Linked DNA regions of Homo sapiens: region 2 is linked to region 1. Evidence: read pairs that join two places in POLR2A ChIA-PET (ENCODE). Cell type or tissue: PC-9. All regions are shown on one strand. Each heading gives the region's core, and the rest is flanking DNA. Links, peaks and the distances in the headings are about the cores only.

Region 1 (8,341 bases), core at 307-8,306:
CTCTGTCTCAAAAAAAAAGAAAAAACAAAGACGCGAAAGGCTCTAATGTATAAAAAAGATGGCATGCAAGAACAGATGGGCAATGTAAGCAGAGAGATGGAAATTCTGAGAAAGAGCCAAAAAGACGTGCTAGTGATCAAAAACACTATAACATCAAGATAATGAAAAGACAAGCCACACAGTGGGAGAAAATATTTGCTAAAGATATACCAGATAAAGTACTCTTATTCAAAATCTACAAAGAGCTCTTAAAATTCAACAGTAAGAACACAACCTCATGAAAAAAAAAAATGGCCAAAGACCTTAACAATCATGTGACCAAAGAAGATATACAGATGAAAAATAAGCATATGAAAAGGTGTTCCGCATCATATGTCATCAGGCAAATGAACATTAAAACAAAAATAAGATATCACTACACACCTATCAGAACAGCTAAAGTCCAGAACACTGACAACAGCAAATTTTGGTGAGGCTTTGGACTAACAGGAACTCTGATTCATTCCGGGTGGAATCACAAATGACACAGCTACTTTAAGAGACAGTTTGATGGTTTCTTGCAAAAGTAAACTTATTCTTCTCACACAATCCAGTTGTACTCCTTGGTATCTAACCCAAAAGAGTTGAAAAATTATGTCCACATGAAAATCTGTACACAGATGTTTATAGCACCTTTATTCATAATTGCCAAAATTTGGAAGCAAACAATATTATTCAGTAAGTGTATGGATTAACTGTGATATATGTAAACAATGGAATATTATTCAGCATTAAAAAGAAATGAGATATCAACCCATGAAAAGACATGGAGGAAACTTAAATGCGCATTACTAATAAGCCAATCTGAAAAAGCAAATATTGTATAATTGTAATTATATGCCATTCTGGAAAGGCAAAACTATGAACACAGTAAAAAGATCAGTCGTTGCCAGGGTTTGTGAGGATGGAGGGATGAACAGCCCAAGCACAGAGAATTTTTAAGGCAGTGAAACTACTCTGCATGATACTATATTGGTGGGTATATATCATACTTTTGTGCAAATGGATAGAATGTACAACACCAAGAGTGAAGCCTAATGTAAACTCCGGTCTGTGGGTGATGATGGTATGTCAAGATAGGTCAACAATTGTAATGAATGTACTATTCTAGTGGGGCATGTTGATAGGGAGTTATGCATGTGCGGGGGCAGGGGGTATATGGGAAATCTCTGTACCTTCTGCTCAAAGTTTTGCTGCGAATCTAGAACCTCTCTTTAAAAAAAAGTCTATAAAATGCATATGTAAGAAAGAAGAAAGGTTTATGTTTGTGGAACTTTGTGAAGGGAAATGAAGCTTGGGACTTTAAGCTCGGTGGAGAATTGATTCAGAGAGTCAACCCTAGAATCGGTACGGACAGTCGTGAAGAACAGATATGAAGGGCCTGAACGAGGGACCTATCAACAACAGAGGAGAAGGACATTTTATAAAGTCTGAATGTAAGCTCAGTAGAATTTTGCAACGATTTTGACTCTAGGTGAGAGAGTGAGAAGGAATTCTGAGGTAAGCAGAAGGACAAATTCCAGTCATCACGTCAAGTAAGTAAACGTCAAATCTGGTCAGAGCCAAGATGTTTGAGATTTATCTTATGGAGGTTATAGTTTTAGTATAAGGCTCATAGAACTCAAATACTTAGCAATTTCTGGGTTTTGGATATTTCCTAATCTCGATGTGGTGCTTGTTTTGTACCAGTTTTAAAATGCGATTGTAGACACTGACTTGAATAGAAAGAAAACAAATTTCTAGGAAGGCGGGATGATTAATAGGGAATTCCTGATTAGGTCCAGCAGGATAGTTCCTTCTCTTAGGGGTTTCTATAATATGAGTTAGGGGTTTCCGTAGTGTAGTGGTTATTATGTTCGCCTCACACGCGAAAAGTCCCCGGTTCGAAATCAGGCGGGAACATTGTATTGTCCTCAGTTTTGTCTTCCTAAAACTTATAGCGACCGCTTGTCTTCCTAAAATTTACAGCGACCGTTTTTAGGACTCACGCTCTTAGAACCCCGTCCATTCGAATAAATGACTATACGCTTGTAAGTGGTTTACGCTGTGTAACTCAGTACTACGAATACGACTTGCTCTCTTCCTACACCAGATTTAAAGAGGGAGCCCCGTGGGAGCCCAAAGACAACAGGAGGCTAAAGGAAGAAGGAGCATATATCTATGTTGAAAGATCCCAGGCTGGTGCCATTTGATGGGATTTGGAAGGAGGTGGAGTTGCCTGAGAAAAGAGTAACTTGAATTGTATAAGAAATGTTACTTTGTTAGAGAAGACTAATAAAAGCATGACTTTCAGAATTCTTTTTATACTGGAACATTTCCCTGCTTAGTACTTTTTTTTTTTTTTTTGAGATAGAGTCTTGCTCTGTTGCCCAGGCTGGGGTGCAGTGGCTGTAACCTCCGCCTCCTGGGTTCAAGCGATTCTCCTGCCTCAGCCTCCCAAGTAGCTGAGACTACAGGCGTGCGCCACCACGCCTGGCTACTTTTTGTATTTTTAGTGGAGACGGGGTTTCACTATATTGGCCAGGCTGCTCTCACACTCCTGACCTTGTGATCCGCCCACCTCAGCCTCCCGAAGTGCTGGGATTACAGGCGTGAGCCACCGCGCCTCACCCCTGATTAGTACTTTTAAGTGCTCAAGCCTTCTAGCTGTACTTGATATCATTGACTATCACTTTAGATTTCACTCCATTTCAAGGTGTCTCTAAAATCCAGTCTTTTGACAAATAACCACATTCCCAATCAGGACCGTCTTCCCAGTCACGACTGTCTTCATGGGCATGCGACCTACGCATTTGCACAAGGCCAGGCACTTGATTTAATGCTCTGCTATTGCTGGTTTGAAATTCCTAATTTCCTTAAACAAGGAACATTTCCATTTTGCACTGCACTCATCAATTACGTAACTGGTTTTTCTCCTAAATGCTCACAAAGGAGTAATCATCCAATGTAATCATTCCTTACAGGGAGAAGCAAAAAGCTGAGCGCAATACTGCAACAAGGAATGTTATGAGGGAAGGCATTTGTAGAATGTGATACTTTGAAGATATAACTGATAATTTTTTTTTCTTTAAAGAGCAGCTAAAACATAGCACTGTATCCAGGGTTTGATTAATTTTTTCCATCATTTTATTTTTATCTGTCTAATAAATGATCCACAACTTCAGGCCCCATTTGCTTCCAGCCTCTTGTTAGGTTTTTTGTTTTTGTTTGTGTTTTCTTTTGGTGTTTCACTAATCATTCTTCTTATCCTCTCAAGACGTTGTCATGTTACTCCACTTTTCAATATATTCAGTGAAATTCTAGAGTTCAGAATCATGCAAGGAGGAAGTTATCACAACACTCAATTTATACCATATGTATGTCTCATCTCCTTCCTTGCCTTCCTTTTGAATTGTATTAAAAGCAAAAATGTTACGTGAAGCTGTAAGTTCCTTAGAAATATGAAAAGTAGCTACAAAAATTTAAACGTAGAAAATTGCAGCTCAATTCTAGATGGTTCTAGACGGTTGGTCTCTGGCATAGATTTAGCTAATTCATCGTAAATATTTCCAACCCATCACCACGTTCCTCTACAAAGTGCCTCAGACATCGAGATTCAAGGTTTGCTGCTTTATTAGGTATACATCTAAGTCAGGTTTAACTAGTGACAAGAATTTACCTAAGTTTAGGGGAAGAAATAAAGAGGCCTCGCTGGGATTCGAACCCAGGATCTCCTGTTTACTAGACAGGCGCTTTAACCAGCTAAGCCACGAAGCCTCACCTGTGTTGTGTAGGGGTAATTTATTATTTTATAAAAATTTACACCTCGGCCTGTCAATGTTTCTACCTCAGTGACTTTCTTTGTAGTAACACAATACCACATTTCTGGATCTCAGTCAAAACCAGAGAATAATGTTCTTGCTGTAGAATAAGAATAGGTGCTGAATTAAGAAGACTGTTTTCCTTTAGGAAACTGCTCTAAATGTCAAGAACACCTCCAGACGATAAGCTCTGGCGGCCAGGTAGAAAACTTGCTTGGTTTTGAGAACAATTACATCTCCTATGCCTGGCAGTGAATTTGCCTTCTGATGAACTCTCATTTCATTTGTTCATTCAGTGGGTAAGTGGTAACAGGAAAAACACTCTCTCTACATTTTTCTTTAACTTGGCCCCCAATGATTCTGCCTGTCCAGCATGCAGAATATAGTCACCCTGGCCACGTCTGACTTCTTTGCAACATGAACTCGACCTCTAGGATGGCGTTATCAAAATCAGGTAAAGGTGCAGATTAAATTCCTTGGGTAAATTTTTTCGGCCGGGCGTGGTGGCTCACGCCTGTAATCCCAGCACTTTGGGAGGCCGAGGCGGGCGGATCACGAGGTCAGAAGATTGAGACCATCCTGGCTAACGTGGTGAAACCCCGTCTCTACTAAAAATACAAAAAATTAGCCAGGGGTGGTGGCTGGCCCCTGTTAGTCCCAGCTACTCGGGAGGCTGAAGCAGGAGAATCGCTTGAACCCGGGAGGCGGAGCTTGCAGTGAGCCAAGATCGCGCCATTGCACTCCAGCCTGGGTGACAGAGCGAGACTCCGTTTCAAAAAAAAAAAAAATTTTTTTCAAATAAGGTTCTACTTAGTTTGAACATCTATGTACTTAAGATACAAGTTACCTGTCTCCCAACTACAGGCACAGGAGACATAGGATAATCTCGATACACAATCCTATTCAAAAAGAACAAAAACAAGAGGAAAAAGAAAAACAAAAAACAAAAAACAAGAGTCACACTGGTCTGTAGCAATTGTAGAATTCAGTGGGCACATAACGCTAGTGCGTTGATTGGAACTCAGTAATGCCGTCTGAGAATGACTCCCTAGGCTCTTTGGTCCATCTCCTGGGATCTTATTCCACACTCAGATTCATTCATTCTTTTAATAAGAAATATCATTTACTTGCAGCTGAATGGTTTTCTTAGCCTACTTCTTTCCCATAGTAGTCTGGGAGGAAGAGGGGTGAGGTCCAAATTCTTTTCATTTTATGCTGTCCTTTATTCCTTTCAGTCCAGACTGTCAATGTTCAAATACTCTAATTTTCTTCAAAAAATGTGACTTTATGAAAGTTACTGAAGTTTATTCCTTTAGACCAGGGGTTCACAAACTATAGCCCACAGGCCAAATCTGGACTTATATCTGTTTTTATAAAGCTTTATTGGAACATAACCACGTTCATTCATTTAGCATTATCTGTAGCTGCTTTCCTGCAACAGCTGATTTGTGTAATTGCCACATCAACTGAATGGCCCACAAAGCCTAAAATATTTACTATCTGGGTCTTTAAAGAAAAAGTTTTCCAGGCCAGAAGCAGTGGTTCACCCCCATAATCCCAGCACTTTGGGAGGCCAAGACAGGAGGATCACTTGAGCCCAGGAGTTTGAGACCAGCCTGGCCAACCTGGTGAAAACCCCTCTTTACTAAAAATACAAAAAAAAATTAGCCGGGTATGGTGGTAGTCCCAGCTACTTGGGAGGCTGAGGCAGGAGAATCACTTGAACCTGGCACGTGGAGGGTGCAGTGAGCCAAGATCGAACCACTCACTGCCCTCCAGCCTGGGCAACAGAGCCGGACTCTGCCTCAATAAAAAAAATTTTTTTTAAAGTTCGCCAATCTCTTTTAAAACAAAAGCCACATTCATGAAAATAATGCCTTGTCTCCCTTTGGCTTCCCATAAAACTGCAGTAGGGCCACAGTCTTAAGAGTTGTAGAGTTATTGTTTAAACTATAGGATCCTTAAGGTATGTCCTTAAGAACCTCAGGGGTTTGTTTAGATACCACCTTAAGTCTCTCTGTGGTATTAATAAAGGACTTACAATAACACCCTTGGCTTCATCTTTAGACCACATTTTCTGATCGTACTCTAGACAATAAGCTAAAACATTTGTAAGACTCACCTCATTTATTTCTCTTCTCTCAGGTATCGCAGTCCCAAACTGACAGCAGGCGATGCCTGAAAACAGTTATTTCACATACTTATGTCCAGTATATTTTTCTTGTTGTTTGCAATTTTCCTAACAGTGACTTCTTCACAGGTAGAAGCAGAAACCCATATCTCTTTTATTGGTGTTCTTTTTCAATAGTATTATAATTTCAAGTTCCATCCACATTATTGCATGTATATCTACTCTGTTACTTTTTATATTGCTTAATAGCCTATGGTGTGCATTTATAACAGTTTACCTGTCCACTTTCCAATAATAAATATTAAATTTTCTTTCAATTTCAAAAGACTAAAATAAGGCTGTGATTAACTTTATCACATGTGTACTCTCGGTAGTTGTGTAAGATTTGAGGCAGTGGATAGGGTGGGGGAAGATTTATGCCTAGGAGCAGAGCAGTTACATCATAGAATGTGAATATACTTAATTTGAATAAGAAGTACTCCAGAATGGCTTCATTAATTTAAACTTCGACTGGCAGGACAGGAGGGTTCTTTTATCACTAGTCCTGCAAAAATTGATTTTATTCAGCTTCTAGTTTTGCCAATGTAATGACAGTAAATGCGATATATCTTTTTACTTTTTATTTCTGTGATTACTAAAGGTTTTGTGCAATCTTTGTTAGTCATGACATATTTCTTTCCTTTAATTGCCTGTCCTATCTTTTGTTCATTTCCTTTTGATCTTGCTGTCCTTCTCTTGCAGATTTTCATGGCTTCTTGATATATATTAAGCCCTTGCCATTTTTGGAGACAATTCAAACATATTCTCCCATTAGTGCATCTATCTACATATTTATTTTTCTACTGTATCCTTTACCTTACATATTCTTGATTTTTTAATTTAAGATTTTTTTTAGCCGGGCGCGGTGGCTCACGCCTGTAATTCCAGCACATTGGGAGGCCGAGGCGGGGGGATCACCTGAGGTCAGGAGGTGGAGACCACCCTGACCAACATGGAGAAACCCCTGTCTCTACTAAAAATACAAAATTTGCCAGGCATAGTGGTACATGCCTGTAATCCCAGCTACTCGGGAGGCTGAGGCAGGAGAATCGCTTGAACCTGGGAGGCGGAGGTTGCGGAGGGCTGAGATCGCGCCATTGCACTCCAGCCTGGGCAACAAGAGCGAAACTCCGTCTCAAAAAAAAAAAAAAAAAAAAAGATTTTTTTAAAGGTGGGGGTTTTGCTATGTTGGCCAGACTGGCACTGAACTCCTAGGCTCAAGCAACCCTCCTGCCTCAGTCTCCCCAGTAGCTAGACTACAGTGGCTATATTCTTGATTTTAATGTAAGCAAATATGTCTTCTTTGTTTTTTGCCTTATGGTTTGTGCTTTTGAAGTTTTCAAAAGTTTTCTGTCTCCTGGGTATAAGGATGTTCTCCTTCATATACATTTTTTTTTTTTTTTTTTTTTTGAGACGGAGTCTCGCTCTGTCGCCTAGGCTGGAGTGCAGTGGCACAATCTGGGCTCACAGCAACCTCCACCTCCCCAGCTCAGGCGACTCTCCTGCCTCACCCTTCCGAGTAGCTGGAATTACAGGCATGCGCCACCATGCCCAGCTAATTTTGTATTTTTACTAGAGACGGGGTTTCGCCATGTTGGCCAGGCTAGTCTCCAACTTCCGACCTCAGGTGATCTGCCCGCCTCGGCCTGCCAAAATGCTGGGATTATAGCTGGAGCCACTGAGGCCGACCATCCTTCATATACTTCGAATAGTTTTCTTTTTTACTGTCACATGTAGATATTTAAACCCTCTATATAAGTATACTTTAAAAATCTTCACAGCTGATTGATTCTGCTCTGTAGTTTCAGAGCTAACAGCAATAGAATATTCTGAACATTTTTATGTCTATCTATTTATGATGGTTTCTTTCTCTGATATGCTTTTCATGGAACCTTCCAGTCACCTCCATTCCCATCCTCAAGTCAGTTCTTGCCCCAGCAGCAAGAGACCTGAATTTCCTTCAGTGTTTGGTAGAAGCGGGAATCTCTCAGGCCGTATCTCTTCTTCTAGGAATGGAACCTTGATCTGGCCAGAGACAGAACCCAGAGCCCAACAGCCAAAGGACTTCAGGGGTCCATTCCTTTCCCATGGCTTCATCAGGCAGATAAAGATCCTGATGTGGACCCAAGCAGTCCTGAGCATCACAAATAAGACCTGGACTCCTGTTTCCTCAGCTGATGAGATTCTGAGGAGATGTTCTCTGACTTTCTTTGCTTGTCTGCTGCAGACCACACAACCTTTGCATATTGTGGTGCTTTCCTCTGATTACCTGAAAAACAAAGGGGCACGCCACACACTAGGTGTTCAGTATTGTTACATAAATTAATTATAT
Region 2 (8,341 bases), core at 231-8,230, 190 kb after region 1:
GATCTGGGCTCACTGCAACCTCCGTCTCCTGAGTTCAAGCAATTCTCCTGCCTCAGCTTCCCAAGTAGCTGGGATTACAGGCGCCCGCCAACACGCCTGGCTAATTTTTTATATTTTTAGTAGAGACGGGAGTTTCACCATGTCGGCCAGGCTGCTCTTGAACTTCTGACCTCAGGTGATCCACCCGTCTTGGCCTCCCAAAGTGCTGGGATTACATGCATGAGCCACTGCGTCCCGCCTGTTTTCTACTATTTATAGAAAGAATGACCTTCTCAGAGCTCCTAATTGAATGTTTAGTTCACAGTAAGAACCTAGTTTAGTATATTGCCTTACTTGAATCTGCTGATTGTTTTAGTCCAAATTCTTACTCATCTCATTCTTTGTCCTCCTTCTAAGTTATATTCTCTGTTAGAACAGCTCTAAGCCAGTCAAGTGGCTGCCCACAGGGCCACTAGCTATTACTAGGTCTGAGGAGGCAGTTCAATTACTGAAGGAGAGAAAATTGTATTCCTCATGTTGCAATTTTAAATTTCTCTAGTTTTTAAATTTCTATTGGAGAAATTCTTTTCCTTCTCTACATTCTTGGTCTGTATTTATGTAGAATAATGTTTCCTTGATTTGCTAGATCAAACCTATTTATATATTGATTGCAGAGAGTCCAGAGCCTATCCTGTGTAGAAGGTGATGGTTGTAAGCATGTCAGAATTAAATTTAAAATTCACTGTAACCTAAAACTAATGTTAAAATTGATCTTTATATGTTTTTCTCTTTGAGTCTGTGGGTAAGAATGATTAAACTCCTTTGTTTAATATCAGCTTTTTAAAAAATCCCACTTACCAGAACGTCTTCTTTCTACTGTCTCCCTCCAAGTGGGCAAGTGGGCCAAGGTGCTCTGAAGGGATGTATGGACTCTCCCTGGGGTGTGGGGGTGAAGGTCAAGAAGTGGGGTAGGGGAGGGAAGACAGTGACATTTTCTTCTGTTAAACCGGTGACCACTATCCATCGAATCACAGAATACAAATTTCTTTTTGCAGCATAGGTTTTTTTCCAAACAGTCACAGACAGTTGAACACTTGGAAATGCCTCCTTTAACAGTTGAAAATTTACAATGCAATAAAATCGTCTTTGCATCATGGCTATGGCATACACTGGAGTCCAGCTGGGTAGGGTCAAATTCTGAGACCTGTGATTCTTTACTCTAGTAAAAGCCATTTGCTTCTCCCCACTGCCCTTTAGGGTAACAATCTGGGATGGCTACTCTCTCCTACCTTTCCTTTGCCATTGATGGTACAATAATGATCAGTTCTTGGTATATCTTCTATTCTTCTTGGTACCAAGGAAATTTTTTTTTTGCAGCAGAGCTTGGAAGGACCCTGTAGGAGCTGCCTAGCAGTTCGGATCACAGAACACTGTTCCCAAGTAAGTTTCAAACTATTTTAGAAAAGAACTCTCCATAAAACCTGAAATATGAGAATAGTATTTTAAACTCTGTGTTTTCCATGGCTCTTTCTCTAATGCTTTCCCTTTAAGGGTGATGTCCTTTTATCTTGACATCATCACACTCAAAAGCAGGAACACTGTAATCCCAGCGCTTTGGGAGGCCAAGGCGGGAGGATCACGAGGTCAAGAGATTGAGACCATCGTGGCCAACATGGTGAATCCCTGTCTCTACTAAAAATACAAAAATTAGCTGGGCGTGGTGGTGCGCGCCTGTAGTCCCAGCTACTAGGGAGCCTGAGGCAGGAGAATCGCTTACCTGGGAGGCCGAGGTTGCAGTGAGCTGAGATTGCGCCACTGCACTCCAGCCTAGCAACAGAGCAACACTCCATCTCAAAAAAAAAAAAAAAAGAAAAGAACAGAAAAGAAAAAAAGGCAGGAACAACCAGGCAGTTGAGGAAATGACATGTGAAGCCATGGTCTGATTCATGAGCCCCTCTAGTGAAAATCAAGCAAGCAGTGAGGGAGTCCACAGTTGAGGTGGAAGACAAATAAAACCGGAGAGTGTCTTCCATTATTCTGTGAGCTTTGAAGATGGAGCAATGAAAAGTCAGCTTATAGAACTAGATCCCTAAAGCGGTACTGTTTGTTCTCAAAATATAAAAAATATGAAAGAAAAAAATAAAAATAAGTTTGACAATACCCTTAGCAGTATGGGACAGGCAAGGCCTTGAAAGTTATTTGCTTTAGGTAAACATGCACCTGTTTTATTTATTTTTGTATTAATTTTACATGTTCATGATTTATTGACAATTTTTTAGTAGCCAAGAATTCACAGAAGGGAACAGTGGTTTCACTTTATTTTTTATTTTTTAATCTTGTTTTTAATTGACACATAATAATTATACATATTTACAGAGTACAGTGTGATGATTTGTTACATTTATACATTGTATAATGATCAAATCATGGTATTTAGCATATACATCTCAAACACTTATCATTTCTTTGTGGTGAGAACATTCTTGTCTGTTTATTTTGTAATATACACTATGTGGCTGGGCAAGGTGCCTCATGCCTGTAATCACAGCATTTTGGGAGGCCAAGGTGAGAGGATCACTTGAGGCCAGAAGTTTGAGACCAGCCTGGGCAACACAGGGAGACCTCATCTCTATTTCAATTAAGAAATTTTTTTAAAGAGATATACACTACAGTATTATTTACTATGGGCACCATACTGTGTTTCCTTATTTTTCTGCACTGACTGTAACACTGGTTTTCATGACACTGTCCATCAGTGTGTCTCGTTTTCCATGTTACGTTCTTGTCTATAAGACATCTTTTCTCTTCCTTAGTAGTAGGAAGAGAAACAAAACAAAACAAAACAAAACCCTTCTAGAACTCGATGGCATTATTCAGAAACTAGATCAAATGCTGTTCTTCTACAAGGCAAAATTCTGTAAGATCAATCCTTGCTCAAGATCTCTGCTCCAGCCCCAGAACCTGAACTTGAGTCTGCATGGGCTTTCCAGAAAAAAGCATCCAGAAGGAGAGAAGCTCCTATTTATGCTACCAACACTCCTCTCTAAGATATGTTTCTGTTGTTATCATTGTTAAGACGGAGTCTTGCTTTGTCCCCCAGGCTGGAGTGCAGCAGCGCGATCTCGGCTCACTGCAACCTCCATCTCTGGGGTTCAAGCGATTCTCCTGCCTCACCCTCCCACGTAGCTGAGATCACAGGCACACGCCACTATGCCCGGCTAATTTTTGTGTTTTTAGTAGAGACGAGGTTTCTCCGTGTTGGTCAGGCTGGTCTTGAACTCCTGACTGCAGGTGATCCACCTGCCTCGGTGTCCCAAAGTGCTGAGATTACAGGCGTCAGCCACTGCGCCCACCCATTTAAGATATCTTTTTGAACAAATTTATATTTTCAATTTCTGATCATATATGTCAGATGGAATACTTAACTCTACTATTAGGAATTATTTCCTCAAAAGGGCTTTAGCATTTCATTAGCTTTCACATTCTAGAATTCTATTAGATTGTTTTTCCGAATCAAAGGAACCTGCATGCTGGATGTGGGAGAGGGTAGGAGAACTGATCAGGCTCCTCCTCTGGAAACCTGAATCTCCGTACACTGAGACAAGTCTTGTTCCTCCTGCCTGCACTGCTCAGTAGAGGATTTGTGGCAGTTTACTCTCACTGCCCCACTAATTTTGAAATGCAGTGCTCTAAAGAGACACATAAAAGAAGAAAGGATCTGGTATTTTATCAATGAACAGGGCCGGCACTCTGTTTATGAAAAAATATTAGAATCATTCTTGGATGAGGTAAAATAAATCACAACTCTTTGAAGATTTGCAGAAGAGAGGTGAGGACAAGCTCCACTTAAGCTGCCAAGGCAGTGATGCGTGAATTCCCCTAGGAATTCCTAGGAAGATACTCAGCTGTGGTCAACATTCTTTTGGTCAATGCGTTAACCCATAATTGTTCATCACAATGAGATTCTGCATCTGAGCTGGGGCTCTTTCTGTGCTCAGGATATAATCGCAACCTCACCTCGGTTTTAGTCACTCTTGCTTCACCACTGTCCTGGACCCCAGGACAGGCCACTCCACTTGACATGGTTGATTTTTTTTTAATTGGGTTATGTAAAAAATTGCTTTACTCAATAATCTTTTATTATGTAGTGGTTTGCTTATAAATGCCCAATATAGATTCTCATCTTGGTGACCATGCCTGTGTGCCACTTTCTCTTGTATTTGATCATGGATTTCCTGGAATTTCCTTTTCTACGTTAAACCAGGGCATTTGCTTGACTGGAGAAGATCCCTAATAAGGGGACAATTCTGTGAGACACAAACACTCCTAGCAATTTTTTTCTCTAAGGAAAGCTGTCTTCAAAATGGGGCATCTGTTTCAGGAAACAGAAAAACATCACCCTGAGCTCTTCTTAGGGCAAAGGAAAACATCAATAATACGACTGTGATAGAAGTACTTTTTTTTGTATGACTTTTCCTCATTGTTTCAGAGACATGGAGTATTTTTAGTGGGTCCATAAAGAGGAAAAGCCTACAGGTTGGAACAAGCAAGCTTCTTCCTGAGAGACAATAACAGACTTTCAACCTGGCAAGACACCGGACTTTCAATCTGGCAAGGTGTCAGTAGACTCCCTTTCCAACAAGAAAGGGACCGTAGTCGGCAGGATTCGAACCTGCGTGGGGAAACCCCAATGGATTTCTAGTCCATCGCCTTAACCACTCGGCCACGACTACGTGAAGGACACTTTGTCCATTAGCATAAGTCACTGTACTGAACTTTAGCTCCCTTGGAAAGGTCAAATTTTCTGCCAAAAAGTGTATTCGCTGTCAATGTTTCTTATTTTTTGACATCAGTTAGATGACTATCATGCTGTTGTGGTAAACTGACAAGTAACACTTTATCCTCGGACCTAGGAGGACCCCTTATTCTGATGTTTTGATGGAAGGAGACTACGCGGGGAGGCATTCCCAGAGACCAAGCTTCCTGCTCCATCCGCTTCTGATGGTGTTCCAGGAAACACCCGCAACAATTGCGACAAGCTCTAACATTTGCTGCAGAATTTTGAGTTATAGCAATGATTTGAACAACCTCAAATGGCCATCGATGTTTGACTTTTAAAATAAATTTTGGAAGATCCATATAATGGAAGATTCTGCAATTGATAAAAGGAATGAGATGCACTTCTATTTACTGAAAGGAAATGCACTAGTATTTCAGTGGTAGCCCAGTAAGAGGCTACACTTAGTAAGAGGATACACTAGAAATCCACTTATTGTCAGTTTGAGAGCCTGGTATTGCCTCTAAGAAACTTCATCTTTTCCCCTTGACAACTCCCCCTTTGACCTCCAGTAAAGGACTCCCCCTGCATCTCAAATCAAAGGTAGATTTTTACTACCTTTTTTTTTTCTTTTTTAAGTCCCCACTTATTTAAATGCCCTTTGAATGCTTATCTGAGCTTCACTAACGATTCTGGGAAACAAAAAGTAGATTTACTCACTTAGTGTGGTTTCCAGGTAGAAGAAAGAGAGATGAGGAGTAAACTCAAGGTCTTAATTCCTTATTCTGTCAGTTTTGGTAAATCATCTCTTGAAGGAAATCTGTCCTAAATTGTCAAATCTATTTACAAAACATTGTTCATACTGTATTCTTAGTATATTCTTGATGTCTATATACTAAAATGTAATGTTATCCTATATTTATTCCTGGTATTAGTATTTTCTGTTTTCTCTTCGTTTTGTTGAACAATCCTTGATTTAGAACAATAGTTTTGTCAATCATCCCTAAATGCCTGTTTATGGCTTTGTTGATATTCTCTGTTTGTTTGTGTGTGTGTGTGTTCTATCTTTTTATAATCTTGTTTCTAACATTTTAATTTGCTCTTTTCCTCTAAATTATTGAGAAAAAAGCTTTAACATCAAATATTGAAACATCTTTATTCTAATATATGCAAGTAGAACTATAAATTAGACTTTGGGCACAGTTTAGCTGCATTACACAAATTTTTATATATCTTATTTTATCTTTCATTTTAACTAAATGTGATTTCTTTAAGCTATGGCTTTGGATGAGTGTTTTTTCATTTAGTAACATTTTGGGGTTTTCCATTTTATTTCTGATATTGATTTTATTTTTATTATGCTGGGCCCACAGAATATATTCTGTGTCATTTCAATCCTTGTACATTTTTAAAGACTTGCATTAGGGCCCACCAAGGGTATTTAAAAATAATATGTAAATCAACATAAAAAAATCAGTAGCATTTCTATATAAACATAATGACCTAACTGAAAAACAAATCAAGAAAACAATCTCACTTATGATAGCATCAAAAAATAAAATACTTAGGAATAAATTTGACCAAGGAGATGAAAGATTTTTACACTGAAAACTATAAAATGTTGAAAGAAATTAATGACAACATAAATAAATGGAAAGATATCCAATGTTCATGAATTAGAATAGTTAATAATGTTAAAATGTCCATGCCATCCAAAGCAATATACAAATTCAGTACAGTCCTTATCAAAATTCCAAAGGGACATTCTTCACAGAGGTAGAAAAAATAATCCTAAAATTCATATGGAATCACACACACACACACACACACACACACATGCACCAAATAGCCATAGCAATACTGAGAAAGAAAAACAAAGTTGGAGGCATCACACTTGTTGCTTTAAAATTATATTATAAAGCTAAAATAATCAAGACATATTGTTCTGATAGCAGCATAATCATTCCTGAATAGAAACAGAAACAGACCAATGCAACAGAATAGACAGCCCAGAAAAAAACTCAAACATATACTGCCAACTAATTTTTGATAAGGGCATCAAGAGGACACAATGGGGGAAAGAATAATCTCCAGCCGCCCCGTCCGGGAGGGAGGTCGGGGGCAGCCCCCGGCCGGCTAACCGCCCCGTCCGGGAGGTGGGGGGGGGGCCCCGCCCGGCCACCGCCCCGTCTGGCAGGTGGGGGGCGCCTCTGCCCGGCCGCCCCGTCTGGGAAGTGAGGAGCTCCTCTGCCCGGCCGCCACCCCGTCTGGGAGGTGTACCCAACAGCTCATTGAGAACGGGCCATGATGACGATGGCGGTTTTGTCGAATAGAAAAGGGGGAAATGTGGGGAAAAGAAAGAGAGATCGGATTGTTACTGTGTCTGTGTGGAAAGAAGTAGACAGGGGAGACTCCATTTTGTTCTGTACTAAGAAAAATTCTTCTGCCTTGGGATGCTGTTAATCTATAACCTTACCCCCAACCCCGTGCTCTCTGAAACATGTGCTGTGTCCACTCAGGGTTAAATGGATTAAGGGCGGTGCAAGATGTGCTTTGTTAAACAGATGCTTGAAGGCAGCATGCTCGTTAGGAGTCATCACCACTCCCTAATCTCAAGTACCCAGGGACACAAACACGGCGGAAGGCCGCAGGGTCCTCTGCCTAGGAAAACCAGAGACCCTTGTTCACATGTTTATCTGCTGACCTTCCCTCCGCTATTGTCCTATGACCCTGCCAAATCCCCCTCTCCGAGAAACACCCAAGAATGATCAATAAATACTATTAAAAAAAAAATTAAAAAAAAGACATAGAGAATTAAAAAAAAAAAAGAAGAAGAATCTCCAATAAATGATGCTTGGAAAACTGGATTTCCACATGCAAAATAATGAAATTAGACTCTTATACCATACACAAAAATCAACTCAAAATGGATAAAACACCTAAATGTAAGACCTGAACACAAAACTTCCATAAGAAAACAGGGGGAAAGCTCTTCGTCATTGGCCTTGGCAATAATTTTTTTGGATATCATGCCAAATGTCCAGGATACACAACAAAAATAAATAAATGGGACCACACCAAACTACAAAGTTTCTGCACAGCAAAGAAAACAATCAACAAAATAAAAAGGCAACTTACAGACTGGGGAAAAGGAGTTAATATTCAAAATTTATAAAGAACACTTATAACTCCATAGCAGAAAAACAAATAACCTGATTAAAAAATGGTCAAAGAGACTTACCTTCTGAGCACAGCTGGCAGCACTACAGTCTCATGAAAAATGTGCAAAGGATCTGAACAATTTCTTCAAAGAAGACATAAAAGGGCCAATATGCATATGAAAATGTGCTCAACAACATTAATCATCAGGAAAATGCAATATTAAACCACTATAAGATATAACTTTACACCTGTTAGGATGGCTATTATCAAAAAGACAAGAGACAACAAATGTTGGCAAGGGTGTGGAGAAAAGAGAACCCTAGTACACTGTTGGTGAGAATGTAGATTTGTGCAGTCATTATGGAAAACAGCATGGATGTTTCTAAAGAAATTAAACATAGAACTACCATATGACCCAGCAAT

What was found. ChIA-PET counts read pairs that join two places held together with the same protein. Peaks named below come from ENCODE experiments on the same cell type or tissue, not always from the same donor. Only the 100,000 strongest peaks of a DNase experiment are listed, where the experiment ranks them.
Region 2: POLR2A ChIA-PET joins it to region 1 with 19 read pairs; 2 of 35 experiments call an interaction of 5 or more read pairs at or near these places.

Annotation. Positions count from the first base shown.
Region 1 is chr6:27,722,148-27,730,488 of GRCh38, reverse strand. TRT-AGT4-1 (tRNA-Thr (anticodon AGT) 4-1) reads right to left here and starts at 3,795; the gene lies at 3,722-3,795. In PC-9, for the core only: no CTCF peak of the experiment used is centred there; a DNase peak (open chromatin) is centred at 3,718; H3K4me3 peaks cover 163 bases.
Region 2 is chr6:27,528,579-27,536,919 of GRCh38, reverse strand. It overlaps TRS-AGA3-1 (tRNA-Ser (anticodon AGA) 3-1), which reads right to left and starts at 4,712; the gene lies at 4,631-4,712. In PC-9, for the core only: no CTCF peak of the experiment used is centred there; a DNase peak (open chromatin) is centred at 3,899; H3K4me3 peaks cover 1,083 bases.